Linked DNA regions of Homo sapiens: region 1 is linked to region 2. Evidence: chromatin loops called from intact Hi-C (ENCODE). Cell type or tissue: Calu3. All regions are shown on one strand.

The links. Peaks named below come from ENCODE experiments on the same cell type or tissue, not always from the same donor. Only the 100,000 strongest peaks of a DNase experiment are listed, where the experiment ranks them.
Region 1: a loop joins it to region 2, with 8 times the contacts of the local background. A loop is called at or near these places in 1 of 110 quality-filtered maps.

The regions. Positions count from the first base shown.
Region 1 is chr2:168,848,715-168,851,214 of GRCh38, forward strand. It overlaps NOSTRIN (nitric oxide synthase trafficking), which reads left to right. Exons shown (of 16, transcript NM_001039724.4): 9 at 2,370-2,468. Among named protein-coding and RNA genes, the nearest start is that of SPC25, 40 kb to the right of the region's middle. In Calu3, a CTCF peak has its summit at 1,069; a DNase peak (open chromatin) is centred at 1,057.
Region 2 is chr2:169,010,902-169,013,401 of GRCh38, forward strand. It overlaps ABCB11 (ATP binding cassette subfamily B member 11), which reads right to left. Exons shown (of 28, transcript NM_003742.4): 5 at 2,371-2,500. Among named protein-coding and RNA genes, the nearest start is that of ABCB11, 19 kb to the right of the region's middle. In Calu3, no CTCF peak of the experiment used is centred here; DNase peaks (open chromatin) are centred at 1,440 and 1,992.

The sequences.
Region 1 (2,500 bases), 160 kb before region 2:
GTAAGAGGTATCAAGAGTAGTTAAATTTGTAGAGACAGAAAGTAGAATGGTGGTTGCCAGGGGATGCAGAGCGTAGGAAATGAGAAGTCGTTGTTTCATGGGTACGGTTTACTTTTGCAAGATGAAAAAAGTTTTAGAGATGAATTATGGTGGTGTTTGCATAATAATGTGAATGCACTTAATGACACTGAAATGGATGCCTAAGGTGGATAAAATGGCATGTCATATTATGTAAATTTTACCATAATTAAAAGTATAAAGAAATTTAAAATAATTTTAATCACCATATACCATAGATGAATTAACAACACAGGGATATAGAGGAATACCATACTGAATCAGGCCAATGGGCTCCTGTAGGAATTTCAAGAGGTGAGCAAGGAGAACCCAGTGATCTTTGTGACTCTCCATTCTCACCTCTCTTGCACTGCCAAGGGCCTTGAGACATACCCATCTTTCTTCTTCCCTATGGTCGTGTTACCCACCAACTTCTCCAAAGCCTTGTTCATGAAAGATGATTGCTGGTGCTCTTTGTGGGATGCAGGAGTTGGGATGGTGGGTATGAGAGCAACTGAGCTGGACTTCCCTGGATAAAAGGATGAATGCCCAGGCCTTGTATTTTTTCTTTCTTTCTTTCTCTTTCTTCTTTTCTTTTTTTTGAGATGGAATCTCACTCTTTTGCACAGGCTGGAGTGCAGTGGCATGATCTCAGCTCACTGCAACCACCACCTCCCAGGTCCAAGCGATTCTCCTGCCTCAGCCTCCTGAGTAGCTGGGACGACAGGCGCCCGCCACCAGGCCTGGCTAATTTTTGTATTTTTAGTAGAGACGGGGTTTTGCCACGTTGGGCAGGCTGGCCTTGAACTCCTGACCTCAGGTAGTTCACCCGTCTCGGCCTCCCAAAATGCTGGGATTATAGGCATGAGCCACCGCACCTAGCCAGGCCTTGTTTTTACAAAAAAAAAAAAAAAAAAAGATGGGAAGAATTTTGTCTTGGACACCTGCCATCTCCATCAAAGCCCAAAGTCCCCTGGGCACATACCCAGCAGCCTTACACTGCCCCCACATGGCCTTGGAGTCTCCCTGAATACTCTGCCTGAGCCAGCCTTCTCTAAGAATGCTTAGTTGCTAAAGCTTTCTGCCCCCTGTAAAACCACCAGTCAGCAACTCAGTTGGCATGGGTCCAATAAGTAACATTTTCTCATTTTTTTTTTTTTTTTGAGACAGTTTCACTTTTGTCACCCAGGCTGGAGTGCAGTAGCATGATCTCGGCTCACTGCAAACTTCACCTCCTGGGTTCAGGCAATTCTGCCTCAACCTCCTGAGTAGCTGGGATTACAGGCGTGTGCCACCATGCCTGGCTAATTTTTGTATTTTTAGTAGAGATAAGGTTTCACCATGTTGGCTGGGCTGGTCTCAAACTCCTGACCTCAGGTGATCCTCCCACCCTGGCCTCCCAACGTGCTGGGATTATAGGCATGAGCCACTGTGCCCGGCCTCTAAAATGTTAATAGCTAACAAAGCAAATGTGATTCCCCTCACTTTCTTATTTACCCTTCCTACCTAAAAGTCATAAGTCTAATAATGAAACTTCTGTCATCTCACACAAAATAAAGAGGCTATGTGTCTACCTGCAAACAGCGGACTCTGACTCCCAGGCCTAATTTTAGGCAGAATTATAAATTGGTCAGACTTTGGGATTCTTCTCTTGTCAAATAACCTCCTTAAACAGAGAATTTGTGGCCTGTCATTCTCTTCCCTGCAGACTAGCAGAACGCCTTGAATGTACTATAAACAATTCTAAAACTATTGGGTGTCTCAATGCATTTCCAAGACATGGATATGGGCTTTCCTGGGCTTCACCCTCTGGAATTCTTCCCAATTTTTTTTTTTTTTTTTTTGTAAAAACAAGGCCTGGCTAGGCGCGGTGGCTCATGCCTGTAATCCTAGCACTTTGGGAGGCCAAGACAGGTGGACCATCTGAGGTCAGGAGTTCAAGGCCAGCCTGCCCAACATGGTGAAACCCCATCTCTACTGAAATTCTCTGGAATTCTCTGGAATCCATGATTGTGTCTCAAATGCTTCCTTTTCTTCTTTTCTCCCCCTTCCTCATAAACTTAGGTAACCCACAGCATCTGCCTATATGCCTTTTGGGTCAAAAGAGCCTGGGGAAAGTGTGTGAGTGATTTAAGATACCAAGACACATTCCTTCCTGGAAATCTCCCTCCACTATGGTTTGGATATGACATAGTCAAGAGGCTAATCATGAGACTTTGTTCAGTCTGTCTTCAGGTGTGTCAGTGTTTGATGAGTGACTTCCATTTTGCATAACAACTGGCTGATCTTACCCCAATTTTCATTCTTTTCAGAGCATTCTGGAGCTGGAGAAGGAAAGAATTCAACTTTTATGCAATAACTTAAACCAGTACAGCCAACATATTTCTCTTTTTGGCCAAACCCTGACCACAGTGAGTAGAGATGATCTCTCCATTTCTGGTAT
Region 2 (2,500 bases):
AAAAGAAAAGGACAAATGTCCATTCACATTTGGTATTACGTGAATTCAGCCAAAGCCAGTGGACTTCTGAAAGCCTCAGTTTGTATTCTTTGCTCGCCTTCAGGTATGTGATCCAGTAACAATGAAGACAGTGAGTAATGAGTGGCCACAGAGAATTCCTTTTTAATAGATGGCTATGATGCAAATGTTGAAAGTAGATTCATTCTTTAATTCATTGGATAAATATTCATAAGCACCTAGTATCATGTATATGCCTCAAATTTTGGCTCCTCTCACATTTATTTCCAAATTTTAAGGCATGATAAGATATACTTGAGGACCTTTTCCTCAAAAACTTATCCTCATAAGTGTTATCCGTGGCTTGGGTCAATTTACATCACACATAGGTCTGAATGCATTTTTTTCTCCAAGGGGAGAATGATTAATCTTATGTTTTGTGGTCAAACCCCTCTGTAAAAAGCAGTTCACTTCTGTCCTCCCGCATAAATGAAGGATTTCAAAGACTTTTGTTGAACTCAATCTCTCTTTTATACAAATTGCTCTGAGTTTGTCAAATGAAAAGAAACTTCCAATTTTAGAAAAGAAACATACATATTTAGACATTAGGGAACTTATATAGAATAAGTAGGCTTGTTGTTTATAAAGAATAATTCACATTGTATATTATCCTGTGTTTTCTGTCAGGTACCTCCAAGTCTGTCACTGCATATGTTTTTAAATGATCATTGACTGAATGATGGCTTACTAGGCTTAAGCTTCACACAGATAGGGATCATGACTCTTTTGGTTTTTCTGAGATGGGGTCTCATTCTGTCACCCATGTAATCACAGCCAACTGCAGCCACAAACACCCAGACCCAAGTGATCTTCCCATCTCAGCCTCTCAAGTAGCTGGGATGACAGGGGCACACCACAAAGCCAAGCTATTTTTTAAAAAAATTTTTGTAGAGACAGGGTCTCACTATGTTGCCCAGGCTTGTCTCGAACTTCTGGGCTCAAACAATCCTCCTGTCTCACCCTCCCAGAGTGTTACGATTACAGGCATGAGCCACCATACCTGGCTAGGACCATGCTCTTAAGACAACTGTGTCCTTGATGCTTTCATGAGTTCCTGGTATATTTGATGTTTAAAAAAATTTTGGTTGAATGAGTAAATGAATGAAAGACCCTAAGAGAGATAATATTATGGAAGAGTGTCAATGATTTAGAAGGACTCATTCATAGTCTGGAATCAAGCCTATAGAAAATTTCAAAAATGAAGGTGAAAACTATAAATTCCTCTGAGGGAGCCATTCCTAGTGTCTTTCTAGCCAAGATGTGCCCCACCCTTGATTCTTGAACCTGAATATGTGGGTTCCTATGTGCAAATAAGCTGTTCTGAACTTGAGCCAGCATGAGGCACACTGCAAAGGCCATGCTATGACAGTGAGTCAGCCCTGAGTACACGACAGACTCACTGATTACAAGGTGGCCTGTCAGGCTTATCACAAAGAAAACAGTAGCATAGTGACTGTGTCTGTGTGAGTTCTGGCTACTTCTGCGTGGTTGCCTCTGATCACAGCACTGCCCTAGTTTTCTCACGCCTGTAATCTCAGCACTTTGGGAGGCTGAGGCAGGCAGATGACCTGAGGAGATTGAGACCAGCCTGTCCAAAATGGTGAAACCCCATCTCTACTAAAAATACAAAATTTAGCTGGGCATAGTGGCGGGCGCCTGTAATCCCAGCTACTCAGGAGGCTGAGTCATGAGAATCACTTGAACCCAAGAGGCAGAGGCTGCAGTGAGCCAAGATCACACCACTGTACTCCAGCCTGGGCAAAAAAGGAGACTCCATCTTAAAAAAAAAAAAAAAAGAAAAAAGAAAAAAACAAACTCAACTACTGGTTGAGACTAGTGTACCTTACTCAAAGTAATGCAGCCTGTTCATGAAATTCCCATTACAGATGGAAGGGTTAAGATCAAGTGGATCACCAGCCACAGCCACAAAGCTAAGGGGCAGAGGGGAGTTGGTGGGGGGGAAAAATAGAACTCTTGGAGATGATACTCAAGTAAAATTCATGGGTCACCTCCCTAGTGACGTTAAGTATTGGTAGTGTCATGCTCAAGCCTATACTCAATAAAGTGGTAACATTTTGGCAATGTATTTGGTGAGTGACTTTCAATCCTGTTTCTATTAAGATTTTAAAACATAGTAAGATAGAAGGAAACTTGAGGCAGAGTAATTTCTAGAAATATGGGTAAACTCATGTTTCTATTCTCTTTGTGTTAGATACCACTCCAGCTCAGCCAGTAAAATCCCCTCTATACATTTTGAATTACAATTTAAGATATGAGCAAAAAAGTAAAAAATTAAAAACAAAAACAACCTACCCACAACGTGTTCCATTTGTCATGTTCTGGTTGAGGGAACTGTTAGTCCATACAATGGTGTTATTCACACATGCTTTTCCTGGAATCTGGAGTTCTTGTAACTCAACGTCGTAGTCAATAAAAACATCTG